Regions from separate parts of the Mus musculus genome. Here region 1 is linked to region 2. The links are chromatin loops, found by intact Hi-C in ENCODE. Cell type or tissue: gastrocnemius. All regions are shown on one strand. Each heading gives the region's core, and the rest is flanking DNA. Links, peaks and the distances in the headings are about the cores only.

What was found. Peaks named below come from ENCODE experiments on the same cell type or tissue, not always from the same donor. Only the 100,000 strongest peaks of a DNase experiment are listed, where the experiment ranks them.
Region 1: it touches region 2 in a loop (3-fold over the local background); 2 of 42 quality-filtered maps call a loop at or near these places.

The regions. Positions count from the first base shown.
Region 1 is chr12:102,569,307-102,585,634 of GRCm38, forward strand. Itpk1 (inositol 1,3,4-triphosphate 5/6 kinase) reads right to left here. Exons shown (of 10, transcript NM_172584.3): 7 at 14,981-15,146; 8 at 9,799-9,866; 9 at 4,616-4,778; 10 at 1-1,178. The coding sequence ends at 820. Among named protein-coding and RNA genes, the nearest start is that of Chga, 23 kb to the left of the region's middle. In gastrocnemius, for the core only: CTCF peaks have their summits at 6,456 (motif pointing left) and 9,926 (motif pointing right); DNase peaks (open chromatin) are centred at 3,942, 6,413, 9,935 and 10,962.
Region 2 is chr12:102,503,498-102,519,825 of GRCm38, forward strand. No RefSeq gene overlaps it. Among named protein-coding and RNA genes, the nearest start is that of Golga5, 43 kb to the left of the region's middle. In gastrocnemius, for the core only: no CTCF peak of the experiment used is centred there; DNase peaks (open chromatin) are centred at 7,423, 8,113, 9,196 and 10,858.

The DNA of each region.
Region 1 (16,328 bases), core at 3,290-11,289, 65 kb after region 2:
TCTGTTGGAAGTCCCAGGGTAAATCCTGGGTCCTGGCAGACTCCTGGACTCCTAGTCAGATGGCTCCTTCCTGGATCTCAGTGAGCAATAGGGTCAGGGTAGGGTGGATAGTGGCCTGCTGTATTCCACGAGCCAGTGAAGACTAGCAATAGCCAGTGGGCTTCGGCTACACCCACAGGAAGCTCCTTTCCCTTCCTACAACCCAGATCCTCCATGCAGAGCTCCCGAGGGGGCGTCTACTGCTTCCCTGGCTTTGGAGAGCGAGGTGGGGGGGCAAGGGTTAGCCTTGGAGGAGAGCACATCTGGGACAAGAGGGAGGGTGAGGTCTGGGTGTGGGCAGGTGTGAAGAGGAGGGGAACTGGGAAAACCGTTCGTCCTTCGCCTGCTTAGCTGCAACAGCCTGGCCAGATATGGGCTTCCTTCCTCGGTGCCCAGAGCCTGGCCCACAACAGCCATGAAGACAGACATGCACACTCACCCTTGCCATGACAAACACACACACACACACACACACACACACACACACACACACGCACCCCCCCCCCTCACATTCAGACCTAGTGTTGAGAACACAAGCGTGTGTAAACTCAGTGAGGACCTCTGCACAGCAGGAGTCAGGCGGCGTCCTCGAGGCTGGGCCACTTGATGTTCTGCTCTGTCTCCCCCCCTTCATTCCGATCATAACATCAGAAAATCAGGTAAAAAATTAAAACAGAGAAGCCTCAGATCACCAGGAATTCTTAGTAGTGTTCCCATGTGGAGCTGCTGGCCCAGTGGGCATTTTCCACGCTCTGCCCCTCTGGGTCCTGGGCTCTGTGGCTACTGTGAGGAAGCCTTGGTGGCCAGAGAGGCCACACAGTGCTGCTGGAAGCTGGGTGATACGCCAGTGGTGCAGCCAAGTCTCTGGTGCGGCAGCTTGGCGGAAGCACCAGCGCCCATGTTGCCTGCTTCGGTCTCAGTCTTCCAGGGTGTGTCCTGGCCCTTCATGCTGCCACAGCAGCCAGGGCTGGCACTGCACGTCCGCTCCCCAGCCAGGCTGCCTGCCGGTTCCGCCAGGAGCCTGTTGTGCCTTAGCGGGGCCACTTCCTCCGTGGCAGCTCCTCCCGTGCTCTGGCCTTGCAGAACTGTGGCAATGTGGTTCAGGAGGTCGGTAAAGAACTCACTCACTCCTTCATAGCCTGGAGATGGGAGACAAAGCAGGCACTGGGCATTAGCCAGGGGATAGGAGAGGAGAAAGAAGCAGACATAACGGGCTCCTGGGACCTGAGGAGGCACTTCCAGTACCCCACTGACAAAGGAAACTCAGGTTTGGCAGACAAGGCAGGGTGTACATGGTCCACAGGCTGGCTAGACCACAGTCTGTCCCCTGAGCATGAGAGGCCCACACCTCCAGCAGATAAAAAATGAAATCTTGTCTTGCTAGGGACAGCCCTTGCTCACCAACTGCTGTAGTTTGGGTAAGCAGGGCTCTTTCCAAAGCCCACGTGTTAAATGTTTGTCCTGAGCTCAAGGGGCTGCTGAGGTGCTAGAGGAGCCTGCTAAGGAGACTGTCCAGTCATCTCAGACACGCCACAGTGTAACCAAGGGAGTACCAAGAGGTTAATAAAACCTTGGCATGTGCTGCAGTGACATTCCTACTACTGGCACAAGTTGAGGTGGCATTCATTATGTGGGGGGGCCAGGCTACTGGGTCACTGAGTGTTATTTGGCAAACTACTTACTCTGTGGTTTTGAGGAAGCCTGAGGCTGTCTGAGAAGCAAGGGCACTCACGTTAAAGCTAACGAAGTGGCTGGCAAGCAGTAGAGCATTGCAAATGTCAACGCTATCTTCACAACTCTGTCCCTAGTATACACGTGGGGATAAGGGAAGTCATCTCACAGGGGACTTTGCAGCTCCATGAGGCCCCAGGTCACAAAACTCCTACGTGGCAGAACTGTGACCTGACCCATATCCTGGTCTCGTGTAACTGGTATACGAGGTACTGAGAAGCCCTGCTGCAGGACCCAAAATCCCATTAGCTCTGGGAAAGGGTGAAGGGCAAGGCAGACACGGGTTTAAGTATGATACAGGGTGGGGCGGAACATCAGGACACAGCTGGCTGCCGAGAAACCCAGGAGGCTGCCACCTAGCAACTACTCTGCTTTAGCTCCCGGATAAAGCCCAGAGGACCAGGTAGACTTCAGCAGAAAGTGAGGGTAAACTTTCCAGAGTACTGCAGAGTCACCTCCTGGGGGCTTGCAGTAAACAGGCTGAGGTAGGTTGGTGTTTGTCAGCCTGGGAGTGAAAACTAGCAGAGCAGGTGCCAGCATGGGAAAGGCATCCATTTGTACAGAAGCAAAGGTAAGGGCTATGCAAGGTTGCCTGAAACGTCACAGAGTGAAGAGGTGGGCCAGGATCAGAACCTGGTGTTCTAAGACATCAAAGGCCTCAGAATCCCAGTGAAGGCTCTGGGCAGATAGGCTACAGCCCGTTGGGGGACTGTAACCATGGATAAGGTCCTTTAGCTTCCAGTATCACTTCTCGCAGGCAAGCAGAGATCACAGCACACGGCAGGGCGAGTAGCACATGCCGCTTCTGCTACTCAGGCTTGCTGATCTGAAAAGCGGGGTGAGGTGATAGGACTCCCACCTATCCTCATGCCTCCCAGGCTTCCTGAGTGGCAGCAGGACCCAGAGCCTCTATCTCTGTCGGGCCCAGTCGTGCACCAAGTCACCTCCCAGATACCACCTCCTCTCTGCCTGAGGTCCCTGGGACAATAGAACCCTTAGGCCATCTCTTAGCATCACCAGCTTCGGCTGGGCTCAGCCTTATCAATCTATGAGTCACAGACCCACCACATGGCCCTGTCCACCGAGACAACCCAGCTCTCGGCTCCTCTGGCAGAAGACCCTGTGTTCATACTGGCTCTTAGTGACTGTCTCCCTGGCTGTTGGGAGGGGCCGCCCATCACCAGTGGAAAAGTGCTCTATGTGTTCTTGGATCACTGACATTTTTACTTCATCTCTATGACACTCCTGGCATACAGCAAACCCCCTCAGTCTATACTCTAGCTCACCTCAAAGGCCCCACCATCTACACCTAGGGGGTTGGGAAATGCAGAGCTGGATTTGAACATGCTGGTCAGACACAGGCCTCAGAGACTGCCCTCTGACCCCATCAGGTCCCTCCTGGTATCCGAGCTGCTCCTCTTCAGCGTCGGTCCCTTTCCTTTGCCGAATTCTCTCTGGTGTCCCATACGTGACAGAGGAGCCACCACTGGCTGCCCCACCCCCATCCTCTGCCTTCTCCCAACTGTGGTGTAAGTTCTGAGAGCAGGAAATGTAGCCCTGGCAGATGTCAAGTGAATGACAGATGGAGTTGGTGGCCTCCTTGGGGGTCCCTAGTACCTTGCTGTGGATTGTGATGGTATGGAATGGTTCATGTTCTCTCTGGGGGTTTAACAGGATATAGGCACTAAATTATACCCAGGATGCTTGCTTGGCACTGCTGAGGTGGCTTCCTGGCTACACATGTCCCCGAACAGCAAGGTGGAGCTAGCTATTCCTTCAAGAAAAAGAAGAACATCCAAGAGCAACGGCATCACTATAGTCCCAGTTACTTAAGAGGGTGGAGGGTGTGGAAGTGGTTATGAGCTGGGAGCTTTGGGCTAGCCAGAGGCAGGGATACCTGAGTCTGGAGAAGTGAGCCCATGGAGACTCAAAACTGGACTGTGCCTTTTTTTTCCATTTGATCCCCCAACCCCACCCCAGGCTCCTTGGGCAGGGTCTTGTTATGCAGTCCCAGATGGCAATCCTCCTGCCTTAAGCCTCCCAAGTGCCAAGATGACAGGCATGAGCCAGCGTACCTAAAAGGCTTCTACACCTCTCAGCTGCAGTGATGATGTACAGAACACTGGCCTGAGGGTCTCCAGGGCACGCTGCCAGCCTGTGAGCACTCTCCCTGCCAGCCTGACAGATCCACTAGGACTCGGTTGGTGGTAATCCCTCAGGCCCCTGGCCAAATAGAGACTGAGGGACGTTCAGCAGAGTCCCGCTCCAAGCCAGACGTGTCCTGAGGCTCCAGCAGCGAGGGGATATAGTGGGGGGATCTTTGTGGCAGCAGACACTGTAATGGGGAATGCTGTGGCAGGGCGTGGGTCTGGCTCTCAGCCTTGCAGATCAGGACAGTGGTAGCAGTACTTTCTCAGGAGGATCTGGCCTTGCCAATTCATATGATGTGACCTCAGAAAAATATTGCCACTAGCGAAGCCTCAGTCTCCCTACCTGTGAATGACAGGGGTTGAGTCTTCCAAGTCCTTTGTAGCTATCCAGGTCTGGAAGGGCCAATGGGATGGACTAAGTAGGCCAGTCAGGACTAAGGCTGATAGCAGGATTCAAAGATGGGGGAAGAGTATACAATGCTGTGGGGGGCTTGGGGGTGGTACCTCCCCAGACAGGTATCTGGGGCTTCACTGCTCTCTCTGTCTTAGAAGAGGAGGCTGCATGGCACTCAGCCTAGATTCCAGCATGAGGAGGGATCTCCCATCCCCAGCCAAGCTGACTCGTTTCCCATCCCCTGAAGATACCAGGCAGCCAGAGGACCACCCGTGCAGGGTCACCCAGTCCCGCTGCTCACCTGGGAAGGCATTGACATCGATGACTGCATGCTGCCCGGTCTGGTTGTTAATGATGATGTCAATTCCAAACAGTGACACTCCCAGCGCCTGCCGCAGAGCCCGGGACAGCTCCCGGATAACCTCATCGCTTGGCCGTTCGAACACACCCTCGATCTTGTCCAGCTGTGAACACATACACAGGTCAGGCTTTTGTGGCTAAGGTACCATGCAAAGAAGACCCCTCTCATGAAAAGCACTACCATCCTTCCAGCCAGGAGGTGGGGCTAACCCACCACGGTGCAAGCTGCCAGGCCCTGGAGTGTCTGAGATCAGTACATTAACAGGCAGGGAAATGGGCTCACAGAGGGACAGGGGCTGGCCCGGGGTCACAGGAAGGAGGAAGATATGGTCTGTTACGGAAGAAGACATTAAAATGAAGACAGCATTGGGGTCAGAACTTGAAGGCAGGCACAGCCAGGTGGAAGTGAGTACCAACCAGCACCAGCACCATGCCATTTTGCTGGCACAGGATCCAGGGAGCAGGTCCGGAGAAGAGTGTTTCTCTCTTCCTCGCTGAGATGTACTAGGTGTTTGCAAACAACATCCCATCCCGTGTGACCTGGGCTTTCCCAAAGCTGCTGCTGGCTGTTGCTCCTGCCCGACTCTAAGCCTAGCTTCCCAGGATGTCTTCCACAGGCCTCTGGCCCAAGTCTGCCCACCCTGCCCCCGACACCTCCACTGTTACATGTTTTCTGCTTTCTGGGAAAGGCATGTGTTCTCACATACAGCCATGGGCCAGCATCTCTGAAGAGCAACGAGTCTTGGGGAGGGACCGTAGATGAGGATACAGATTCAGATCCCATCAGAGATTTCTCAGCTCCGATGACTTGGCTATAGTACCTGGCCCGTGCCTCCATTTGATTATCTGTACAATGGGAATGCTTAGGCTTCCATCATAGGTTTCTGGGCGGGACAACAAGGTAGGGACAGTGCAAGCCTGGCTTCAAGGTGTAGCTCCTGAATACGAGGACGCAGACTACATCACCTCATGTTGAACTGTCACAATAGAGTGCACACTAGCTGACAATAAGTACTGAGATCTGGGGAAAGGGGCAGGTTCAAACCAAAGTGGGAAATGAAACACACTGGGCTGGTGAGATGGGCCAGCGGGTTAAAGCTCTTGTTACTCGATGACTCGAGTTTGATCCTCCAAGTCCTGCAGGGGGCAGAGACTTTTGAAAACTGTCCTCTGAGCTCCACACACAAAAATGAATGAATAGATTTATTTAAAAATTCTCAAATGGTTAAACATAGAATACCTTAGGACCCAGATAGATAAGTCTATTAGGGGTTTAAAAAGGGCACTCAAAGAGACCTTGGGGCACCAATGGTAACTGTAGTGATCTTCCAATGGCCAAATGTTCCAGATGGTTCCAGACAAATGGGAAAGCTGTAGCTTATCCACACAAAGAAACATGAATTGTCCATAAAAAGGACTCAAGTTCTTCCATGCACGGTGCCGAGGGTCGGGAGTCAGCTGGGGAGCGAAGTGTTGAAGATACGGCTTATGTAGACCGCCCAGCACAGTCTGAGATCATGTAGGTGGAGGTCAGACTCAAGGTGGCCAGGGGCTGGGGCGGGAGGAACAGGGATCGGGTGTTCATGGAAACAGGGGAGGAAAATATTTTGGAATTGGATAGAGGTGTGTCAACAGGACACTGAGTGTGTGACTGCTGCTATTAAATTGTTCACTGTAGGAGCTGGGCAGATGGCTCAGCAGTTTAGAGGACCGGTTACTCTTACAGAGGACCTGGACTTGACAGTATTCACATGGGATCTGATGCCCTCTTCTGACCTCTGCAGGCACAGCATGCATATAGTGCACAGACATGCAGGCCAAACACTCACATGCATACAAAAAAAATTAAATCTTAAAAAAAAAATACTTAAAATAGCCAATTTTACACAGGTAGATTTTTATCTCAATTTAAAAAGCCCAGAAAATGCTGGGTGTGGTGGTGTAAATCCCAGTATTTGGGGGCAGGAGCACGATTTACATAGAGAGTTCCACACCAGCCAAGCTACAAAGTGAGATCCTATCTCAAAACAAGACAACTGTACAACTCAGACACAAGCTAGAGTCACTGGAGAGGGAAGCTCAACTGAGCAAGTGTCTCCGTAAGACTGGACTGTGGGCCAGCCTGTAGGGCATTTTCTTAATCAGTGATAGATGGGGGAGGGCCCAGCCCATTGTGGGTGGTGCCACCCCCAGGCTGACAGTTCTGGGTTTTACAAGAAAGCAGGCTGAAGAAGCCATGAGGAGCAAGGCAGTGAGCAGCTTCCCTCCACTGCTGCTGCATCAGCTCTGCCTCAGGTTCCGGTCCTGATTTCCTTTCAAAATGAACTGTGATGTGGAAGCATAAACCAAGTTAAGTCCTTTCTTCTCCAAGCCACTTTGGTCATGGTGTCTCACCGCAGCAACAGTAACCCTAACTAACTAGGACAACAACCAAATAAAAAAGCGCTGGTCACTAATAAAAAGACCTTAATATAGACATGTGTTGAGCAGGGACCGACACACGGACCCACCTATGTCCTGCTGCTCAGGCTATACCCACAGCTCTGTGAACAGCAGGGCCCCTCCATTTGAAACCCTGCTATCCCGTGCCTGACCTAGGGAAAGTATTTCCTGGGGTGGGGGTGAGGGGCAGCCACCACCTGGCTACAGTGGGCACTCAGCCCTGCCTGAGCTTCCTGGTCACTTGGGTCAGTGGCTTGGCCCAGCCCAGAGTCCCAAACCAAATCAGAGACTAGCCTTGGCCTTCCTGCATCCACTATGTGTCCCTGATCTGTCAAGTGGCCCTCCTGGACCTTGCTTTTCCACCCCAGTGAATAAGCTAATAAAAATACCTAGGCCGTGAGGCTCCGGTAAGGAAGGACTGCTGAGCGGATAGCTGAGGCTCGTGGCGCAGTGCCTGGGAGCAAGGCAGTACTCATCATTGCCTGTTATGGAGCCCCGTGACACGCTGTTTATAAAAGCACCTTCTTAGCTCAGCTAAAGAATCTCAGAAGTCCTTCTGAAGCCATTTGATTATCCAAAACCAAACAGCCAGTCTAGTACTAGACAAAGGCAGAGAGATGGCCCCATGGACCCAAGCCAATTGAGCTGTGGGGTTCTAGGACAGGAGGAAGAATCGAGCTGGTGTGCCTGTGGACTGACCTGGTGACCCTCGACCTCTATTGCAGCTGACACTAATCACAATACAGGTGTGTACATGTCAGACGCAGACATTCCTAGTGACTCATGAGAGAGATGAAGGAACCCAGGCTCAGGGAGGTGATGTGACTCAGGTCAGACCTCAGGTCAGACCACAGCAGAGAACTCTGCTTCCTCACTATGGCAGTGCTGGGGATAGATGTGTGTGTGTGTGTGTGTGTGTGTGTGTGTGTGTGTATTTGCCACTGAGCTACCCACTGGGAGCTATGCTCAATAATCCCATGAACACCTTTCACCCTCTCAATGGTGAAAGGTGTTCATGGTCTAAAAGCTTAGGGAGAAGCGAGGCCCATTTTCAAAGGCATTGTCTAGGGATGAGGCGGGCCTTCAAGGTTACTGGGTGTCCCTGCATGGCACTCCTTGGGGCAGGAGTGGGGCATGCTCTGGCCACTGGTTCCTAGGAATAGAATCGACTTCCAGTTCAGCTTGCCGGCATCCTGGAGTGTGATGTCCCCAGGGACAAAGGCTGTGTGTGCCGTTCTGCACCACAAGACGTCAGCTCTGAAGGGCTCGGTGTGGTAGTGGAAATATGGGGTACCTGAAGGCCTCAGGTGTGGGGAGGGACCTTGTGGTGTAGTAGACTCTCTCCATTCCTCAGAAGAAGAAGCAGGCCAATAGGCAATGATTCAAGAAGGGAGACTTCCCAGCCTTAAAGCATCCCTCTGGCACTGGCTGGTAATAGTCTCAGTGCTCAGCAGTGCTCTACCACGCAAGAACACCGACAGGGACAGCCTCTCGGGAAGCCTGTGTAAGGCCAACTCCCTCTTGCCACCAGATGAGCTGGATTCCCAGGGGCCTAGTGGGAGGGGGCAGGACGCCAGTGATTCTGACATGAGGAGAAGAAAGCCTTCCCACATACACGGCTCTGCTTGTATTTCTCAGGGTGCATAGCCAGCTCTGTGAGAGTCTGCTTGAGATGTGGTGGTCTGGGCGGATGAGGTGGCTCAGTGTGTCAAAGTCTTGAGAGCTGAGTTCCTTTCACAGAACACACATACAGGTGGGGTGGGAAGAACCATAAACTCCACAAAGTGGTCCCCTGACTTTCACGCACGCACACGAACACACAGTAATTAAAAGTTAAACAAGCCTGATGGTCCAAGGCTTCCCTATTTGTTCTAGGGGGACGACATCAATCTAGATCCCAAGGGACAGTGCTATCTTTCCAGGTCCTGTCAAAGCCACGCTTTATCTCTTGGCTCACAGTGGCATCTTCAAAGGAAGCGCAAACAAGGAACTAGCCACGCTGGTGGCGCACACCTTTAATCCCAGCGCTCAGGAGGCAGAGGCAGGTGGATCTGTGACTCTGAGGCCAGCCAGAGCCACACAAGAAAGGAACTGCCGTGCTGCTGAGGTCAGAGGTCAGGCACCCGAGGCCAGGCCAAGGGCCTGGAACCAGGTTAGGTACAAGACAATGGCAGCTTCTGTCGTTGAGTATAATCAGGAGAGATAGAAGGACCTACTCTGAGCTCCCAGAACACATGACTCCCCCATGGAGAGCTGAAGCCAGACTTCTGTGGGGAACAGAAGGCTGTAGCCCAAGGCACTTTTTGCTACTATCAAGGAAGGAAATTTCTAGAAGACTCTCAACTTTGTAATCAGAGAGGTGAGGGTAATCCCTGCTTGCCTCTGTATGAACTCGGTCTGTGTTGTCCTTTCTCTAAGCTGGTTGCCCTTTCTGTAAAGCTGCATGAGATAAGGCCGCCAAGCACCCCCCACTAAGCCTGACATACTGATGTTCCAGCCATGATGGCAAGAGGGAGGCTGCTCCAGAGGCAAGCTGACTCACTGAAAGTGGTCCTCACCAGGTCCTAAGTGCTCCCTTCCAGACACATACAAGACCATGAAGCCCACTGATATGATTGTGTGGGCCCTTCTAAACAGCTCAGCTAGAACCCCTTGACAGGCTGCCGTGGACGACAGACATACCTCAGTGAGGACTGATGAAGACTCCGGCTTTGACACATTGTGGCTGTTGAAGAAGATGGACTCACGATCTGAAAAAAACAGAAGTCACAGGGTGAATCAGACCAGGAGACAGCAATGCCAACACCAGGGGGCAGCACCACCCCAGTCACGCTCTGGGTGGCCTCTGGCTCAGCCCTGGGTTCTTGGGAGCTAGGCTCCCACATCACATAGAGATGTGCATCCATCAGGATCCCGGCTTCAATTTGTCCTCCCACATAAAAATGAGTGGTTTACTGGGGCACCCTCACTACCATTGTATGGCACTATGTATGGGTTTCCTTAGCACCTAAGGCTGGGCCGGTCATAAGTATGAACAGGAGGCTGGGAAGAGAAGGGCAACGGAGGTGAAGACATAGTGCACCCAGATATCAAAGGTCTGGAGTGCCCTGAGAGAAGAAGCCTACCAAAAGCCATTTGGGCCAGGTAACCCCAATCAAGTGGCCACTCATATGTAAGCTGAACAGACAAAAGGTTCCCAACTACTTAATAGGAACCCGAGCAAGGCTTCCACAGGCTCACCCAGGAAAGCCTTGCAATGCCCCAGTCTCCTCTACACCACATGGCTGATCTGCTGCTGCCCACAATCCCTCAGCCCCCTGGACGCCAGAGAGGCAGCTCAGTCCCAGGAATGTGATGGAGCGTCCATTTATTCCCCTTGTACGAATGTCCTTGAGGTGTAAGCCATGATTGCTCTGGGGAGATGTAAGCTTGGCTGCACAGTTTGCAATGTTCTCAAGCACTTGGAAGCATGGACACGCTAGGGCGAGAATCACAAAACCACAAGCCTAGGGGTTGAGATCTGGCCATTACCCCCTCATAGCCCCACTCCCACCAAGAATAGCACAGGGCCAATCTGGGCTGGAAGCCCCCCCAAGGGGGTCCTGACAACCCTTGCTCAAATTCTTGCAAAAGAGGTGTCATGGATCCCCCACCCTGCAGGACATGGTGATCATCCCTGGGACCCAGGCCCCCGAGCACTAGGACAGGTTGAACACGGGCTGAGGGCGTGTGTGCCAGGGCTCAGGTGCCTGTTGTGGCTGCCATGACCCCCCAGCAGCCCCATGACTCTACGGCGCCATAAAAATCATGCACAAGGAAGTGATTCAGGCAGAGCCAAGCAGGCAGGCGCTGAAGTACCTGGCATCCTTCCCGCTAGTGGGGCACAGAGGCCCCTGGCCACCCCGGTGTGCCCGACAGTCCTCCCGCTGCTCCGACCAGAGCCAGTCCAGACAGGGGGCATGAGAGATGGTCCTGGGGAGGAGCCTGGGAAAAATAAACACCCTGCGGGACTTGTGTCAAGCACGCCCACTGGTCCCTGCTCTCGGGCACAGGTGAACCTTCAGGAATGGCGGGCAGAGCCTGACAGACCAAGAGGCTGGACCAGGGCTTCGTCACTTAGGATGGCTCTCTGGCCTTCCATAGGCATTGCCAACCTTCTCCTGGAGCGTCCTGAACTCGGGGTACCTCCCACCCAAGCCTCTATAGGTCCCCAAGAGCAAAGGCGGAAAGAGCAGAGCAGGCCTGAGGTGTGAGGACAGGAGCAGGTAGACACAGTAATGCTCAAGGAGTGTGGGAAGCCTGTGGGAGCCTGCACGAAGCACACAGAGGCTTGGCTGGTGCTAGGAAGGGACGGCACCGGAGACTTGTGATGTCTGTTTCACTGGACAGATCATATAGACTGATCAAATGTACAGATAGCTCAAAGGAAAACTGCCCTCTACTCTGACTGCTACTGCTGGCCGGGGGCACTCTGGCCTAAGGACCACTAAGCAAGAGATGCCCCCGGTGAAGGCACCTCTGCACAACCAGGATGCAGGGAGTGAGCAGCTTCCAGTCATGCCTGTCAGCAAGAGACTGAGAGGAGTTGAGATGGGTCAGAGGTGTCTAGCCCCAGCAAAGAGTGCTGGAGCCTGGCTCCTTAGGAAGCTTTGAGATAGTTGGTTCTGGTGGGGCCTGGGCCTTGCTCTCTACCCTTAGCAGCAATGTTCTTGCTCCCAGGAGCGCTGATATTTGGGAGCCTAGCCACTGAGTGCTCCTGGACTAGTCCCCCAAACACTTAGCTTGGGGGCCACCTCAAACTCCCAATGAGAATGGGAGGCCAAGGTGATGGTCACCGGGTGGTTTTGCTCTCAGGGAGACAAAACAGACTCAAAGGGAGGGTGAATAACCAGACTGGCTCAGGCATCTCAACAATGTAGACTATGACCTGCTGCTTTCAGCCTTCATGTTTGGTCTCCTGTCTTTCCCCATGGTGTAAGCCACCATCCTGTCATTGAATGCGACTCTGCAGAGGTGCCTGTACCTGCCACTGCCCTGCTTAGTCTTTCTCACACACCCTTCCATCTGGTGTCCTAGCACTTGCCTATATGTCCCCTGAAGTGCTCATCTCCAATAAAACGGATCCTCCAGTTATGTCTCTCCCATATGTTGTTATTCCTCACGGGAACACACATTGCTAATAAACCTGCCTGCCTGGCTCCTGGCTGGCCCTCTGGCATGGCGAGTCTATGGCATGTTCAATAAAAGCAGCATCATATGACTTTAGGTGTCCTGGTGTCAGCTCAGTATAAACTACAGACTGTAAGCCAGGCTACCTGTATCTGCAGTCTTCTTGGAGAGCACAGAGCATGGCCCCACCCACTCATTTGCATACCACAGTCACCCTGCAATAGCATCAAAGGACTGGGACAACCCTGGAGATGCTTATTATCCTTTCAAATAAATAAGAGGCACGGGTCTTATGCACCCTTAGGACCTGGAGGGAGGGGGAGTAGAGTCCTTACACAAAGCTAGGAGCCCAAGGCAATGTGGCTTCAGGGTCAAGGTACAGGATGAAAGAGAAACAGGAAGAAGATGCAGACAGCTACCTAGAACTGTGGCTTTCAACCCTTTAATCTAATTCTTCATGCTGTGATGACCTCAACCATAAAATTATTTTCACTGCTACTGCCAAACTGTAACTTCTGTTATGAATCATAATTTAAATATCTGATATGCACGATGTCTTGAGAATCACAGACCTAAGACAGAGAACATAAGCACACCGTATCCCTAGTGGCTGGCACAAGCGGATGCTGGCTCCCTTAGTAAACTCCCTGGGTTCCAGTCCAGGTACCTACCCTGTAAGGTACCAGGGGCTATATAAGTCACACACTGACTTTGGACCTTGACATGCAAAGGACAGAAATGCACATGAGAATCAGAGAAAAATGGTAGCTATGGAGTGAAAGGGTCCTTGTCTATCTGTAGCCCACGTCCAGAACAACCCCAAGGCAGGAGACCTATCTCCCAGGGTGCACATGGAAGCTGAGGGCCCTGCCACATGGAGGGCGGGGGCCGCAAGGTTGAGTGGGCTCTGGAAAGAATCCTCAAAGCCCCTTTCCAACTAGTCAGGAGAAAGGGCTGTTGAAGCCTGAGGTCGTCTTGGTCAGGCTAGGAACGTGCAGGCCGAAGCTGGAACTGTGCCACTTCCCGATCAGACAGGCCCACTCAAAGTCACTCTGATTCCCAGCCCACCTCCAAATGTTATGCCTCAGGGTACTTCGTGGCCTAGAAACGGTCACAAGAGAAGACACACTGACAGCTCCCGCCTTTATCATCCCCAGTGCCAAGGCAGAAACTGGCCTCGTGCTTTACAACCAGGAAGAAAGAGGAGGAGAGAGTGAACAAACAGGCTTTTGTGGGCGTAAGGAAGGACCCCACATTTCATTCAGAGATGAGATGATCTGGTAAGAAAGGAAAGGGAGTGTCATAAGCAAGACATGTCTGTCTGTCTGTCTGTCTGTCTCTGTGTGTGTGTTCATAGGTTCAATGGGTGTATTTTTAAAATTGGGCAAATAAATGTTTTTATAAAAACCTTAATCTCCTGTGTCCCACAGCCTGCAAGAATGTCTCTTGGTGGTACACGTGACACACCTGTCTATCACTGCCCTCGTTGCGTGGTCTCAGCTGGGTCCAGTGTCAGGATGGGACTGTCCCAAACCACCTGGTCTCAGCCAGAGAAGAAGGTTCAGAGCAGAGAGCTGAAGACGCTGTAACCAGCCCTACAGGGATGAGGGCAGGAAGTCCTGGCAACAGAGCCTTCTGGGGCCTCGAGGAAGGCTCTGCTTGCTCAGCTGGGGCTGGCGGATGCTTAGGATAGCTCTTTCCTCTCAGGCGGAGACAAGCCTCACCTCACGGGGAATCTAGTATCCAAGAACCCCCCAGGGAGACTGAGCTATGCTCTTTCTAAAGGCATGGCTGTGACCCACAAAGCTCTGGAACTTGCCTAAGAGGGGCCTTCCGGATTGCTAGAACATTCTTTTGAGCAGCTCTGGTGTCAGCACACCTTTCACTGGCCCCACACAGCTGATGTCCAGGATGGATGGAGGAGCGAGCATGAGAGGGAGGGGCAGACTCCTGAGAGCCTTCTCCAAGACCCTCTGGGACAAGGAGTCCTGTCAACACCTCTACCACAGGACATCTCAGAGACACTAGGGCCCTGCCCATCTGTTCAGGGGAAGTTCCCTGAGGCATGGGTGGCAGGGGTGAGTGATTACGCCCCCTGGGACTTGCCTGAGGAGCTCCATGGGGCTCTTTGTGACTAGGTAGCTACAGCCTGCTACGAAAGCCCTGGCACACCTTGACAACTGCGGAGGCTTCTGGTAATTCAGACTGGGGTCCCCTTTTAGCAAACCGGACACACTAGGCAAGGGTGGCATGCAATGTGGTGGGTCAGCCGTCATCTCCCTCCTTCATGTCCCACACTGGGCTGGCCACACCCACTCTGGCACACTCCTCCTGGGCACCATCACTGGGTGGGCCAAGGGACCTTCCTGGGAATAAGAAGCTTCTAGAAATTTCCTGGAGTCGGCGGCAGCTCTGAGGGATGGAGCCCCAAGGTGCCTACGGCACAGGGTCTCTCGATGGCCCTTCAGGACCCTTTTGTCATCTATCTATCTATCTATCTATCTATCTATCTATCTATCTATCTATCTATCTATCTATCTATCTATCTATCTCATACAACTCTTTCAACCCAGGTCATCTCTCACTAACCCAGAAATAACAAGGAAGACCAGGAGACAGACACCAGGTATCCATTTCGGCTCTGCCCCAGGGTTTGGCACAGAGTGACACAATCAGGAGCAGTGGATCGGATTACCTGATGTGCCCGCAGAGAAGTTCTTGAGTGAGGGTCTCTGGACCACTGTGTAGGACTCGCCCACCACAAACACCTTGTACAGGACAGCATTGTGGTTGATGAAGTTCTGGACCACACAGGGAGGCTGGATGGCATTCAGGCCCTCTTGGTTGAACACAATAGCCATCTGGGGAGACAAAGACCAAAGGCTGCATCAGAGTCCATCAGCTGCCAATCTCCAACACGGTGGCCAGTCACCTTCCTGGGCGACCCCACCATGACCTCTCCCTGGCCCTGTGGCGAAGAGCTGGTGCCCAAGACGGATGGAGGTGAGCATCCTCCAAGGGGGCCCCTCTAATACCCTCAGGGACAGTGAGTCCCTCTTTGAGCACTCCCAAAGAGTTTCGAGTCATAGCGAGTGGGACAGGGTGCAGGAACATCCGTGAACTTGGTAGCTATGCTGTTCGAGTTGGGAAACCTTGAATTTCCTGGGTCTGTCACATAAAGCAGAGCAGGCTGTGAACTCCAGAGCTCCCCAGATCATGAATCACTGCAATCCTGGGGACCCCTAGGTTGGGTGCTACTCATTGCTTATAACACCTGGAGCCTCTTCCACAAAGGCCCAAAAGGGAGGAGACTCCTGCCAGCCAGGAGGAGGAGGCCTTTGGTCAGAGTCGCCTCTTGTTATAACTTTACTACAAGAACTAGGTGCCCAGGGGCCATCCTTACAGTGCCTGAGATGGACACACTGCCACACCTTAACAAATAAGGAAACTAAGGCCCCATATGCTTCAGTGAGCGATCTGCAGGAGAGTGAGGCTGGGTTGGAATTGGGTCTCCCTGGCACCTTGACATGCCCTATCACAGTCACATGATACTCAGCCAACTGGAATGCAACTTTGTCCGAGCCTCAAGCTCCTCTAGGGACCAACATGCTGAAGGAGGATCTGATGGGGGCTGAGTGTGGTGGGGAGGACAACTGGGTCCTCTTCTACTCCATCACAAGCTGGGTATGGAGTCTGGCATGACCGGCCCTGAGGATGATGGGACCAGGGGGTTGCCCCAGCTTACCTGAAGTAGTGGCTTGAGCAACATCACTCACTACATGGCCAGGAGAGAGCCCAGGCACATTCCGGGGTCACTAAGCAAGGCTAATGATCCTGGAAAGATGGCCACCTGACCAACTGTCACCCTCAGGTCAGCCACCACAGAACCACAGTGTGCCTGAAGCCCAGTTGGGCAGGACAGAAGCCAGAATCCAAGCCATGTGGAAACACCAGTGTGTGCCAGGCCGGGAGTGAGGTGTGAACAGATGTCCTCTCAACCTTCTTACAAGAATGAGGCAACAGTGTGGGAAGCAGCCAAGAAC
Region 2 (16,328 bases), core at 4,182-12,181:
TTTTTTAAAAATACCCCAGAGCAGCAGGCTGGAGATGTGACCTAGTAGTAGAACATGTGCCTAGTTTGCGTGAGATCTGGAAAATAAAACACAAAGGTCTAAATTGTATAAATTGAGCTGAAAATATTCCTGGATGATCAATTTGAGCTATTGATTGTTTTATTTTTTTTTTAAGATTTATTTATTTATTATATGTGAGTACACTGTAGCTGTCTTCGGACACTCCAGAAGAGGGCGTCAGATCTCATTACAGATGGTTGAAAGTCACCCTTATTTTCATTTTTTAAAAAATGTGTGTATGGAAGGGAAGGCTGGAGAGATGGCTCAGTGGTTAAGAGCACTGACTGCTCTTCCAGAGGTCCTGAGTTCAGGTCCCAGAAACCACATGGTGGCTCACAGCCATCTTTAATGGGATCCAATGCCCTCTTCTGGTGTGTCTGAAGACAGCTACAGTATACTCACATAAATAAATCTTTTAAAAAAGAAAAACAAAAACTGTGTGTTTACGTGCCCATGGGGGCAAGAACCGGTTTCAATTGCCTGGAGCGAGTTACAGGTTGTAAGCCACTGGATCTCGGTGCTGGGAACTCAGTCCTCTTTCAAGAAGAGCCAGTGCCATGTCTCTCCATGTCTCTCTCCACCCCAAGGCTGTTGCTAGTGAAGTTCTATAGATGGTCCCTTAGTCAGGGTTCTCTAGAGTTGCACAATGTACAGAAGAATGTCTGTATGTATTAAGGGAAAGTATTGGAATGACTTACAATCTGCAATTCAATAAACCCAACAATGGCCAGCTATGTTGCTCAGTCCCCCGAGGTTAGGTGTCTCAGCAGGTCTTCTGTATAAGATGGAATCCTGAAGGAGTAGGCTCCAACAGATGTGCCTGCAAGGAAGTGAAAATAGGTGAAGAAGAGGAAGCCTTCCTTCTTCCATAATCCTTATGTAGGCTTCCAGCAGAAGGCGTGGCCCAGATTAAAGGTGTGCACCACCACATCTGGACCTAAACTGCTCGTTAGTTGGAATTGTTCTGTCCCAGGCTGGCCTTGAACTCAGAGATCTGCTTGTCTCTGTCTCCTGGGATTAAAGGTGTGTACCATCTTGCCTGGGCATCATGGCCACTATGCCTAAAGATCTGGATCACGGGCACGTCCTCCATTTCTGGGTTATAGTTCATGCCAGGTACAGTCAAGCTGACAACTGGGACTGACTAGCCATCGCAGATGGCAGTTCATAACAGAAACTGGTCTCTCAGTTCTTCAGCTGAGGAGTCCTAAGCTGTTTCCTGATTCAGACAGCTGCCTCACAACTGCTTCAGGTAGGTTCTGCCCTCTGTAACTTACCTCCTAAAGACCTTCCCCTCCAGACACCCTTACCATGGGCATCAGGTTTGGACAGGAATTTTGCAGGGTACTCAAAGGCTACTATGTACATCAGAGAAAGTACAACTCTGTCTACAAGACTCTCCCCCAAAGACAGGCCAGGATGTGGTATGGTAGAGAAGGTGTCCAAAAGCAACAGGGTCTTTTGATAGGATTTTGCAAACATTCTGTGAAGTGGGACCTAGGTATAGGAGGTTCCTTCCTCTGCCCTGCCCTGCCTCTCCACCACAGAGGCTTTGATTCTTTTTGTCTTTGGTGCCTGCTTTGTGGCTGTTTCCGTAAGTGGCCAGCGGGGGGTGGGGGGGGGTGGGTGGAAGAAGCCCCTTTTATAGTGGGTCAGGCCTACCTGGCTGTTGCCAGGTAACTGTGGGGTGGAGTTTAGACAGAATGCTAATAGCTACTGTCCCTGGCTGGTGGGCACAGGCTGTAAAGTCCCATAGGATGCTGCCCCGCCCTCCCTCAATTCTCTTTCTTTGAAATGGACAACATTCTTACTCAAATGTCACTCTTGTGAGTTGATTTGTTCTCAACTGGGAGAAGACAGAAGATGGCCTCCATGACAACCAGTTATCACTGCCCCAGTGGAACGAACACAGACCTTGACAGAGATATTGATGAGCGCACTGTCAGGAACACAAAACCCGGAACATCCCACTCGGCACTGCTTCTCTCCACCGGAAGGCCACTGTTGCTCCAGAGATAACAGCGTGGCCTCCCTCTGGGTCAGTGTTTCTCAACCTGTGGGTTTTGACCTTGGGGAGTGGGGGAGTGAATGACCCTTTCATCAGGGTCAAATATCAGGTGTTCCACATATCAGATATTTATGTGATGATTCATAAACGGTAGCAGAATTACAGCAATGAAGTAGTAATGAAATAAAGTTATGGTTGGGGTCACCACAGCATGAGGAACTGTATTGAAGGGTTGCAGCATTAGGAAGGTTGAGAACCACTGTGCTAAGCTGACCTGCTGTTTTTGATGGTTCAGGACTGAGAGGACAGTAGACTTGTAAATGAACCCGAGGACAGTTGCAGATTCATCCTACCCTTAGCCATCAAGGAACAGATAATCCCAAAGCAGGCAAATAAGAGCATTTGCTGTATTTTTTAGCCATAAAATTGGATCGAAAAGCATTTCAAATCATCTGAAGTGGGGATTTCCCCCCTGATTATTAGAGTAGCAATTTTTAATTGTGGAAGACACACATTTAAAAACAAAAATATCACTCGCGCACAGACCACTTATCTACATTAGCCAGCCAGCATGCTTTGGCCAGTCCCCTTCCGGACGCTTTTCTTTGGCTGTGTATTCATGTCTATAGAAAGGCCTAGAAATAGAGGACGAAAGCTGTAAGTCAATGAGTGGTTCCCAACCTTCCTAACGCTGTGGCCCTTGAATACAGTTCCTCATATTGTGGTGGCCCCAACCATAACATTATTTTCATTACTACTTCATACCTGTAATTCTGCTACTGTTATAAATTATAGTGTTTATCTGTGTTTTCTAATGGTCTTAGGTGACCCTTGTGAAAGGGTCATTTGATCACCAAATGGGGTCAAAACCCACAGTACTTCGGAACATACAGCTCTCTCTCTCTCTCTCTCTCTCTCTCTCTCTCTCTCTCACACACACACACACACACACACACACACACACACACTTTCTCTCTCTTTGCTAAGTTCTATCACAAAGCTCCATCCCCAGCCCACAATCTCCATTTTTAATTGATTTTTTAATCATGCAATACACAAATACATGCTCATTGTAGAATTCTGAACAGCCCATGTCCCTCAGCCCTGTCCCTCCTCCCATTTCCTAGTGACAACTTAGGAAGAAGCAGGATAGCTATAGATAGTGCAACAAATATGTGTTGAGGGCAGGGAAGGTAGCTATGGTGATTTGGAGTGGATTTTTCCTGTCCCTCTGTGATGGATGGTTTAGAGGTGTAGTTTGGCGGCAGAACATTTGAGTGGCATGTGTGATGTCCTGGGTTTGATTCCCAGCAGTGTCTAAAAAGGAAGTGAGATAAAGACTCAATAGAAACAACAGCTTTCTACCCAGATAAACACACAACTGTGTGTGTGCCTATATGTGTGAGCTCACACACACGCATATGTGCACAATTATGAAAGCCAGAGGTCAGTGTGGGGCGTCTTCTACCACTCCCCACCTGATTTTTTGAGACAAGGTCTCTCATGGAACCCAGAGCTCACTGCTTCAGCTATGCTGCCTGGCCAACAAGCTCTGGGGACCCATGATTCAGAACCAACATTTTGGGGGAGAATGTGCCACAGAAGATTCCATACAATGCATCAACTCGAGAGGCGTGGCCATCAGCGAAGATGCTTGCTCACTTAGTACAAACAGTCTCTGGGCTCTGCGGAGATGGGTTATCAGGTCGGAATGTCTTCTGACATGCAAGAGGACCTGAATTTGAATCTACAGCATCCATGTAAAATGCCGGTCATGGCCACACACACACACACACACACACACACACACACACACACACACCTACCTACAACCCCAGCATTGTAGGGTACAGAGACAGGAAGATTCTTGGGGCTTTCTGGCTGCTAGTTCAAGCTCCAGGTTCAGTGAGAGATTCTGTTGCAATAAGGTAGACCCTGAGAGAGTTGGACACCTGATGTCCTCCTCTGGCCTCTGTGTGTGCTCTAGAGCACACGCATGCACATACATTACATAAACATGTACATCGGTATTTCATCTGTAGTTGCAAACCGTGCTTTCCACAGTCTTATGGTTTCTTCTAGCATGGGTAGAGGGTCTTTTCTTTTGCTATGTCTCCATTTTAAATTCTGACCTTATGCTGCTCACAGACTTCTTTCTGAAATTCAATTCACTGAAATTCACTATCTTTATCAGACTTGATGATAGTGAAATTTCCCTAATTCGCTCTGCTGTGGCTTGTTCCCCAGGAACTCGGGAAGAGGCCATGGCCATGGAGGAACACTGCTCACTGGCTTGCTCCTCATGGCTTGCTCAACCTGCTTTCTTATACCACCCAGGACCACCTGCTGAGCAGTGACACCACCCACAATGAGCTCCCCCCCCCCATCAATCATTAACTAAGGCCCTGCAAGATTTGCCTAAAGGCCATTCTTACTGAGGCCTTTTCTCAAATAAGGTTCTTTCTTTTAAAATGATCTGAGCTCGTGTCAACAACGAACTAACACACTGTACAAGTCTTAAAACTGTTAATCACCTCCTAAGATTGCTTTTTTATATTCTCAGCCACTGCTGGGGTAAGTTTTTCCCATTGCACTAACACTGGATGTTTAAGAGAGTGAAGTCCTCCGTTCTCAAGTAACGCTGTCATGAAAGACTGAATACTCCAAATCTTTCCTTGGCTTTAAAGGAAAAGTGAGTCCATTGGGTTGCAAGTCACATGATGACTCTTCAGAAAGATTGCATGGATTCACCCAGGCACCAGCAGTGAGGCGTTCTCTGTGATCCTACAGACAGCAAGTACGAGCAAGGCAGGCACGCTGGCACACAGCACGCTGGCTCACTGGCCTCATATACCTGTACAGGGAGGTAGAATCTTTTGTGTCTGTTCCTTGGATAAGCTTCTTATTTTAAATAGAGATCTGAAGGAATGAAGTGGCTATTCTGGAAGCCCTGGTACTATTTGACCCCTGAGCAGCAGGCCTGAGATAGGGTAGAGAGGTTCTCCTTTGTGGGTCTCTCTCAGAATAGTCAGACCTTCCGAGAGGCATCACCAGAATGTACCAGCTTTTCCTGAGCAGGGGTCTCTGAGGATTCTGTGGGCTATCACACCGGTAGCTCTTACAGGCTCTTACAGCTCTTACAGGCTGCTGAGGCTGCAGAGCCCATGCAGCTGCCATTAAGTTGTACAGAAGTCACCCTCGGCCATTTTTGTATGACTTCCCACTTCCAGGACTGTATGGGAGCTCAATGTCGTTCCCACAAGGACAATCCTCAAAGTGAGTCTCTGCTCAGAACCTAGTGGAGTGAACTTTGAAGGTACTAAAGGTGCCAAGCGACCATTTGTCTCAAATTCCTCATTTTAGCAGGCCTGGAAATGGGGCTTCAACCCAGTTTCTTGAAGCTGGCTGAACAGGTGGGTGCCAGCAGGATCAGACTGGGGTGTCCTACGCCCAGTCCTCAACTGCATCACCTCTCCATGCTGTGATACCCCAAGATGTATGGCTGGCTGTGTCTCACTGGGGACCAGCCCAAGCAGGTGTGAGCTCCTGCTCTGGACCTGGGGCGTGGCCCTCTCTGAAAATCATGGGGGATCCTTCCATTGATTTCTGGTATCTTGGGAATGTGTGAGGTTTAGAACTTTTTTTTAAAATCCCACTTATGTATTTGTGCGGACACACACGCATGCATGCCATGGCTCACGTGAGGAAATCAGAAGGTAACCGAGAGAGCATCGTCCCTTCCACCATGTGGGTCTCAGGGATTGAACTCAGCTCATCAGACTTGGCAGCAAGTGCCCCACTGAGCCTGACCCGGGAGGTGTGCTTTTCGCATGAAACAAATAGAAAGCCTGGCTATCTCACTGTGACATGCCAATCTCACTGTGACATGCCAGCGCACATTCGGGAAGCTTCTGAGTTTGGGAAAGTGTGGGCGGCTTCTCAAAGTCTCACGGGTAACAGCTGTGTAAAACAAAGCATCTCCCTGGTTCCTCCTCCTTGCCCTCGGCTCCAAGCCTCATTGAGATCAGTGTCCACTGAAATGGAGCATGCGGGACACATGTGGGAAAGTCACCATTAGCCTAGAGCCTTACAGACCCAAGGGGACAGGAGCAGTGGCTCCATCTCTACAGAGTCACTCCTGCAGCCTGGAAGCCGCTGCAAGGTGAGCTTTCTATCAGCTCCATTCAAGGATGCTCAGGACCTCATTTTGTCCGATCCTGAGCAGCAGGAAATGGGACATACTGTTCCCAACACCACTGTCAACCAAGAATGAATTGCACAAACTACCCCATCAGTTAACTACGGCTTTCTAACAAACATCACTCCTCAAATTCGGTGACCTAAAACATGCTATTGCTCACAGCTCATTAGAAAGTTCTGTCTGTCTGGCCCAAGGCAGCTGATCTTGGCTGCGCCTGCAGATGGGCTGTAGTTAGCTAGCTCGTCTGCTGGGTAATGGCTGGTCTAAGTGGCCTTGCCCTTGGTATGGGTGGGTGACAGCTGAATTAGCCACCATCTACCCAACAGGATAGCTTGAGCCCAGCACGGGACTGTGGCTAGCATGCGCAGAATCAGATCAGCTACAGGCACACATCACTCCTGTCTCGGTACACTGTGGAAAGCTAGCCCAGCTCCAAGAACTAGAGACTCCTCTTCCTCTTCCTCTTCCTCTTCCTCCTCCTCCTCCTCCTCCTCCTTTTTCTCCTCCTCCTTCCTTCCTCTTCTTCCTTTTCTTCCTCCTCTTCCTCTTTTTCTTTCTCCTCCTTTTCTATTAATTGTTTTACCTTGTGTGTGTGCCTGTGTTTGCACATGTGTGTGCACATGCTATGCCATGGTTTCCATGTGGAGGTTAGAGGACAACCTGGGTTCTCTCCTTCTACCATGTGGGCTCTAGGGACAGAACTCAGGCTGTCAGGGTTGGTGGCAAATATCTGACCCTCCTGAGCCATCTGGCCATTCCTAGACTACTTAAAGAAAGAACCTGAAAAGACATGGGAGAGGGCCAGACTTATACGTCACTGGGCATTTTATTTTTCAATTAGTCTATTAAAAGAAGAAAGCCACAAGCCAATGTGGCTGTAAAAGAAAAGAAAAAAAAACTTTTAGGAAACCAATGACTCCTGGGTACTATACGTCCATTCTTTATGGACATGCTGTTTTGAGATCCATGTAACTCCCTTGTTATGCCCTGTTGCAGAAAGAGCAAAGAACCTGAGCCACATGATCTGGCTGGAAGGTGGTTGAGCTAGGAAATGAACCATGCAGAATGGCACCAGGGCCAGCTTCTCTCATGCCAGCTCCCCTGCTCCTGTGCTCATGAGGCTGGGCTCAGGACACCCGTGTGTATGGCTGTGCACACGACCCCTCTAGCTTCAGACACTTCTGCTCCTAATCACCAAACATGATGCTAAGCTGAAATATTGCCTGTTGATCTCTTGGACTGCGGGTCTGGTTTTGTACATGCCAGCCACAGCCTGTGCTGACACTCAAGAGATCCTGTTGGGTAGGTGGTGAGTGACATTCAGCTTAATTCAAGGGTCTGGGAGACCACAAGAGATGGAGGTACGAGCTGGTAGCTCAGACAGCTCACTGCTTCCTGAGCTGCATGGCCTCCCATTTGTTTTCTTGTCTGCAAAACAGGAGCCATCTTCTGCAGTGATGGCCAGGGTTAGATCATGGTTTTGAGAATACCCGTGTCAGCCCAGCACACAGCAGGCTGGCTTTGGGGCCTTTGGTCCCTTGTTCACTAGGGAAATCCTAGGTTCTTGGAAGGGACAGCTTTTCCAGGCTCTGTGAGAATATAGGGTTTTGTTTTTTTTTTTTTTCCCAAGACTCTGTGTCCTCAGTTGTCTCCTGTGGTTTGTTCTTCCCTGCCAGAGTGTAATTAAATCCAGGAGCAGCGAGCCCAAATAATGAATGGTGGGGCTTGTTAGGCGTGTCTTCTGTTAATGGTTGTGACTGGGGAAGAGCCCGCCACAGGCAATTAGTGATTCTCCAGTAATTGGGCTGCTCAGTTGGCAGGAACAGAGAGAGCAGCTTGCCTGTCTAGGTGGCAGATGGAGGCTGGGCCTTGCCTGGGCCTAGTGGGCCAGACAGGGGCAAGAGTCCCAGAGCAGGTTGTGACCCACCTGCCCACTGTACATGGATGCCACAGGGAGGGCTCAATCCTGAGTGGTTCTCCCCACAACTGGTGGCCTTTTAGCTCAAGGAGTTAACACTGAAGGCTGGCTGGGGCTTGTTTTAGTTACAGTAACAACGAACAATGAGTTTAACATTTACATTCTGAATAGGTAATGAATTTGCAGGATTCTAACATCAAAGTTAGATTTTGTTAAAAAGAGTCAACCTGATATGGCCTGGTCAACCAAGGCCGGATGGCCCAAGTTTAATCTCTGGAACCCACATTAAAAAAGCCAGATGTTGTGATGTACATCTGTAATCCTGGCACCCCTACAGTGAGATGGGAGATGGAGACAGGCAAAGCACCTGGAACCTCATGTGCAAGCTACCCTGGAGTACTCGGCATGGCAGAAACATCAAGATACCCCCACCTCAACAAAGGAAGAACGGGGACCAAACACAAGCTCTCTGTCCTCCACACGTGCACCATGGCATGCGCACACGTATTCAAACACATACATCATATATACACTACGAATAATAAATTCATATAAATTGAGAATATGTGAAAAGGAACCTGCTGCTAAGGCTGAAGTCTGATATTACCCGAAAGCCCTGAAATCGGTGCAATATGGTGGACTCTCTTTGTCACAGGGCTTCTCCTTCTCTGACCTTGTCTGGGGAGCTCAAAACCCTCTACCCTCTACCTGCAGAATATCGCAAAGCCTTGATTAGATTATAGGCTCAGCTTTTCTTTCTCCCAATAAGAACCCATTCAGCAAGCACCTGAGATCCCTGGAGTGCTTGCCGATGCTAGTGAGACATCTCAGTACCTTAGCCTCCAGCCAATGACCTTTGCTCATCCTGGATATCCCTACCCTGTCCCCAAAACTATATAACTCTCGATTCACCCCCAAATAAAGTTGATCCTGGAACGAACAACTCTGTCTGTACTCTTGGGCTGTCCAAACCCCTACTCAATGACTCTGTTCCCGTCATCCTTGTGGGCCAGTGGCCAATGACCCAGAAAGGAGGGGAGGCCCACAAAGACGCAGGGAGTGAAGGGACACACCTGAAACTCCAGCCTGTAGTCCTGGCCCACAGAAGGCTGAGACAGGAGGATTGCAGGTTCGAGGCCAGTGTGAACTACGTTGTAAGATATCTGAATAGAACAATAAAAAAAATATGAAAAGACAAACTGAAAACCTCAATTTTACTGATTCAAATACAAGTCCTCTCCCCCAGTTAACAAACAAACAAACACAAAAAACCCCACACCTGGGGATGGTGGGGCACACCTTTAATTCCAGCACTTGGGAGGCAGAGGCAGGCAGATCTTTGAGTTTGAGGCCACCCTGGTCTTAAAGAAAAACAAACAAAAAACAACCCCCAAACTCCCACAGTGTTAGCAAACGTATTAAGACGTTTTCTTTCTTACAAGAAAGCTTCTTCTTAGCATAGTGGGGCTGCTCTGTAAGATACACAGTGAGCAACGGTGATCATTCGGCACCTGTCTGAATCCACAGTATCCACCTAGCACACTGGTGTGAACTGTGCACCCTGGGGGTCACCTGTCAATCATAACCAGTGCACCCCTCTAGTGAGGGATGCTAAGAGTAAGGAAGACTGTTGGTGTGTGTGGCAGCAGAAGGGATATGCTGTTATAACTACATCAGTTATAACCAGGGCAGCTCTCTGTGAGGATGCTAATACTGGGGAACACTGCGTGTTCAGAAACAGGATGTAGATGGGAAGTCTCTACACACTCCTCTGAGTTTTATTGAAACGGTAAGTCAATAAGTGTCTTGTGTTTTGTTTTGATTTGATTTGTTTTGTTTTTTTCAAGACAGGGATTTTTTTTCTAGTCCTGGCTGTCCTGGAACTCACTCTGTAGACCAGGCTGGCCTTGAACTCAGAAATCCACCTGCCTCTGCCTCCTGAGCACTGGGATTAAAGGCATGCGCCACCACTGCCCGGCATGTGTACACCTGTACAAAATACCACAGACAACTGTGTTTTAAACTGTAGCCGGTTATCAGCCAGGGGACTGTATTAGTCAGGGTTCTCTGAAAGGAAAGGATCTACAGGTGAATAAATATATTTTTAAAATGTACAAATTCAGCTTACATTAAAATAGTAACAAGTTACCTCTCACTTGAGAGGCTGAGAACCCCGTTGTTGCCTGGTGCTTGGGGCTAAGTACCTCTGCAGTCTCAACTCTGGAAGGTTCCTGGAGTGCTGGTCCTTAGTCAGTATCGGAACACTGGAAACTCTGGTTCTGATGTCAGTGAAGGATTCATAGGCCATGCCATTTTGATCTGGATTATTTCCAGATGGTAATGTCCACATCTGGGAGTAGGGAGAAAGGTGATCAGGGCAATTCTTTGAGGGAGGCTTCCTACTGAGGCAATTCTAATGTTTAGCAAGTTGACACTAAAACCAGCCAGCACATGGATAGTCAGGCTGTGTTGTCTTCAGTTCACAGAGCATCCCCCAAGGATTCACACTGAATGGACAGTGAGGAGCCCGGTGCCTTGGACCTTCGGCTTTGCCTGTGTCAAGGAACAGGACAGTGAGAGGCAGAGGCATCAATTCACAGACTGCAGCCTAAGCCAAGAGGGTCCGGCTTAAACAAGCCCAGTGAAAGCCAGGCTTTAAGCAGAAGCAGCAACAGCCTGCAGTGCAAAAAAGCTCTGTCCCCATTCTGTCAGTAGCTTGGTGGCACGGCCATAGTTAGCTGCTGGGAGAAGCATGCTTGTAACAAAAGGAAGGAGAATGCTGGCACCGCCAGGCCTCAGCCACAAGGAAGAGCCTTGTAACTGGCCGTGCAAGGCCAAAAGAAACAAGTTTTTAAAATTATAATTAACATAGCAATTGCACAGGTTAGTGAATTCGCCGAGGTATCTCCATACAAGTATCCACTGTGCACTGATGGGGTCTACCCACCCATCTACCCTTTCTCATCTGCCCTTTAACCCTTTCCTGTCCTTGTCCTTTCCTTTCTGAGTACCTGGTAATAAGCCCTCTTCTGCTTTTAGGATGTCTACTTATTTGAAAATTTATTGGTAAAAATTGCGTGCGTGCGTGTGTACATTTCAGTGCAGTCGCCCCAAGAGACCAGAAGCATCAGGTCCCCTGGAGCAGGAGTTTCAGGTGGCTTTGAGCCGTCTACTGGGCAGTCCCCTGCTAAATCAGAATGATCTCTCTACTGCTGAGCCATCTCCCCAGCCCCAGGGTGTCTTTGTTGTTTGCTTCCACATATGAAAGAAAACATCATCTTTCTCTTGTTTTGTCTAACAGTATGTTCTCCAGTCCCTTCAGATTCCTGCAAGGGACCGTGCTTTTTCTTTTTGTGTGGCTGAGTGATACCCCTGTGGTGTAGGCACACCATATTTTCTTTATCCATTCATCTGTTGAGGGGTATTGAAGCTGAAACTCAGCTATTGTGAGCAATATTTTAATTAGCATTAACATGCAGATGCCTCTTGTTTAAGGAAAAATCTGTTTGAAGTCTGGTCTCAAATGAAAGGCATCAAGGGTAGGAGGGACTGACTGGGTACTTTCTTATGGTTCATATGTACACATACACACACACATACATACATACATACACATATACACATACATACATACATACATACATATGCGCACACACACACACATACATACATACACACACACACACATACATACATACACATATACACATACATACATACATACATATGCGCACACACACACACATACATACATACACACACACACATACATACATACACATATACACATACATACATACATACATACGCGCACACACACACATACATACATACACATATACACATACATACATACATACATACATATGCGCACACACACACACATACATACATACACACACACACATACATACATACACATATACACATACATACATACATACATACATATGCGCACACACACACACATACATACATACACACACACACATACATACATACACATATACACATACATACATACATACATACATATGCGCACACACACACACATACATACATACACATATACACATACATACATACATACATACATACATATGCGCACACACACACACATACATACATACACACACACATACATACATACACATATACACATACATACATACATACATACATACTTACATACATACATACATACATACATACATACATACGCGCACACACACACACATCTTAAGTGGCTGGGGAGATGACTCAGTAGCAAAGAGTACACACAAGGCTTGCAGAGGATCGTATGTTCAGTTCTCAGCACCAGTATCAGATGGCTCACAATACCCTGAAACTCTATGTCTGGGTGATTAGATGCCTTCTTCTTGTCTCTTTAGGCACCTGCATTCATGTGCGCACATATGCCCACTCGTGTGTGTGCACGTGTGTGTATGCGTGCATACACACACACACACACACACACACTTAACAATAACAAAATAGAGCTAAAAATTAAAACAGATCAGAAAACTGCAAATGCAGGGCAGGTGTTAGAAGATCAGCCCCCTGAGCACTGCTGGTGAGATTGATGCCGGGGTGAGATGAGTGTGTGTTACATCAGGTCACCAGCTTTAAAGAAGAAAGAATTCTGTACATGTCAGATGGTAGGGAATGATCACGTGACACTGCTGGCTCATCAACTGTCTCTAATGCACAACAGGGCACACGATGTCCACAGGGAACCCAGGAAGGGACGGACACAGTCTGTGGGCATGTGCCATGACAGTAGAGCTTGGTTTCCTTCTTGTCCACCTTTATGGTCTGTTCTTTCTGCTCCATTTTTGTGAACCTAAAATCACTGTACAAAGTAAAGCCTGCTTTTCTTTCTTTTTCTTTTTCCCCTCAATTTCTCAACTTGCTTTTGTTTAAAGCAGAGGCTGGGTCATGTCAACAGCTGTCTTGGGATGAGCGAGCCACAGGCTCTTTTCAATGGGTCTTGGCAGGTTCTTATTCTAGAAGAGAAGATCACCTGGGACTCATCTCAGGTCAGAGAAGCTGCAGGTCTTGAGAGACCTTGAGAGCAGCCGTTGTTCATCCTGGGGGGACTGCACTCTACAGAGTGCTCCCAGGACAACAGATGTTTGCTGGCCTTGCCTCCCTCACACATCTGTCCCCAGATGGTTGGAACCCAACAGTGCATCAGGCAGGGAAGAACAGAATCAACAAAACCTTCCATAACCCACAACTCCACTGGCTCCAGCACACAGATGCCAGTTACTCGTCTGCCAAAGGGTGGCAACAATCCTCGATTCTTCCTCAGACCTGCCATACTTTCCCAGGTCTGCCATACTTTCCCAAGCTGGAAGGCGAGGCTCGTGAGACCAGGCTGCATCAAAGATGTCACCTACATTCAGGGTAGCTAGCAGAGGCCACAGAGGAGTCCAATGCTGTCACAGCCTCCCACCCTGGCCCGTGTGGCTGGCATGGGCATGCATCTGAACCCTGTCCAGAGAGGTCTTGTCCGCAAAGTCACCAAGCCTGAGGTTTTTGCTCCTGAGGACCTTTGTAAAATAATATCCTTTTTTTTTTTTTTTTTGGTTTTTCGAAACAGGGTTTCTCTGTATAGCCCTGGCTGTCCTGGAACTCACTCTGTAGACCAGGCTGGCCTCGAACTCAGAAATCTGCCTGCCTTTGCCTCCCGAGTGCTGGGATTAAAAGCGTGTGCCACCACGCCCAGCGTAAAATAATATTAAGTCAGGCAATAATGCACAGACCTTTCATCTCAGCACTTGGAAGGCAGAGGCAGGCAGATCTCTGTGAGTTCGAGGCCAGCCTGGCCTTCAGAGCAAGTTCCAAGACAGCCAGAGCTACACAGAGAAACCTTGTCTCAAAAAACAAAAACAAAATTAATAATGATATTGACAATGATGATAAATTTACTAACTCTTTGAGAATTTCATACAATGTGTCTTGATGCATTTGTGGTTTTAATAACCCACAACGCTTTGAAGTGTTTTACACACTTTATTACAAAAACCAATCAGTGTTCTGCGCGGAACACTTGGATCATAAAGATAGACGAGAAGAAGGAAATTAAGATCAACTGCCACGGGACCAGGAAGAAATACAGCGGAAGGCTTTGAGGTAAGCCTTCTGGGCCTTTCTTCCTCATTCACTGGACAAACGCTCGTTATGATTCACTGCTGTCAGTGTTGCCCCTGCACCAGGAAAACGACAGTCAGTGAGCCTGGACCCCAGGAAGCTGGGTGCTCGCACAAATGCCTGAACACATGCACGCAGAGCCTGGCTCCCGCTGGCACTGAACACAGAATTACTTACAAACACTTGTTTCACGTAATGCATGGTGAACACTTCCCATGGGACTCAACACTGTTTCAGAATACCATCTCCAAGATTGCCCCGTGTCCAGCTCTGTGAGTGGGCCATCATTTATTTAAGATTATTTATTTACTGTTGAATATTGAATGCTTCAGCCAAGGTCCTTTCAGCTGGATCTTTATACATATTCATGCTTGCTTCCTTATTTTCAGGTTTTTGTTTTTGTTTTTGTTTTTGTTTTTAAAAAGATTTATTTATTTATTATATGTAAGTACACTGTAGCTGTCTACAGACAACTGCAGAAGAGGGCGTCAGATCTCGTTATGGATGGTTGTGAGCCACCATGTAGTTGCTGGGATTTTAACTCAGAACCTTTGGAAGAGCAGTCAGTGCTCTTAACTGCTGAGCCATTTCTCCAGCCCAGGTTTTTGGGTTTTTTTGGTTTTTTGTTTTCTTGGTTTTTTTGGGTTTTTTGGTTTTTTTTTGTTTTTTTTTTTTTTTGGCTTTTTTGGTTTTTGGTTTTTTGGTATCAAATTACATACAGCACAAAACTTAGCATTTTAGCCAGTTTTGGTATAGTGCTCAGCAGCCCTGGTGTGTGACTATTGCTCCCTCTCTCTGCCCCAGAACCCTTTGAATTTAGGAAGTTGAAATGCTGTGCCTTTTACACACCAGATCCCTCTTCCCCTGTCCCCAGCCCCCAGCTCTCCTGCTTCCTAGCACCGTAGCGCCATTCTATCTAGTCACTGGTATATGTAGAACAAGACAATACCTGTCTTTTTGCAGTTAGCTTGGCGTCCTCAGGGTCCCTCCGTGCAGCAGCATGTGTCAAAAGGCTGAGTGACATTCCACTGTAAGGACAGCCCACAGCTGAGAATTCTTTAAACTAAATACCTAGAAGTGACTGTAACTTTGGTTTTTTTCAAATGCCTATTTTTTCCTATTTTTTTAATAAAGATTTATTTATGTACACTGTAGCTGTCTTCAGACACACCAAAAGAGGGCATTGGATCCCCATTATAGATGGTTGTGAGCCACCATGTGGTTGCTGAGATTTGAACTCGGGACCTCTGGAAGAGCAGTCAGTGCTCTTAACTGCTGAGCCATCTCTCCAGCCCCTCAAATGCCTGCTTTTTGTTGTTGTTGTTGTTGTCTTTTGTTGTTGATGTTGTTATTGTTGTTTTTCTTTTTTTTTAAATTAGGTATTTTCCTCATTTACATTTTCAATGCTATCCCAAAAGTCCCCCATACCCACCCCCCCACTCCCCTACCCACCCACTCCCACTTTTTGGCCCTGGCGTTTCCCTGTACTGGGGCATATAAAGTTTGCAAGTCCAATGGGCCTCTCTTTACAGTGATGGCCGACTAGGCCATCTTTTGATACATATGCAGCTAGAGACAAGAGCTCCGGGGTACTGGTTAGTTCATATTGTTGTTCCACCTATAGGGTTGCAGATCCCTTTAGCTCCTTGGGTAATTTCTCTAGCTCCTCCATTGGGGGCGCTGTGATCCATCCAATAGCTGTGAGCATCCACTTCTGTGTTTGCTAGGCCCCTGGCATAGTCTCACAAGAGACAGCTATATCTGGGTCCTTTCAGCAAAATCTTGCTCGGGTGCTCTTACCCATTGAGCCATCTCACCAGCCCCCTGGAACTCTTTTAATGATGGTTCTTAAACACTTTAGATCTCCCTTGTAGCCCACTACCCTCCAGAGGTAAAAGAAAGGATACAGGGGAAGTGGACCTGTTTAGAAAGGTTCTTTGGAGCAACTCCTGTCTGTGTTGTCTGGAAATCGGCAGTTCAGTTCA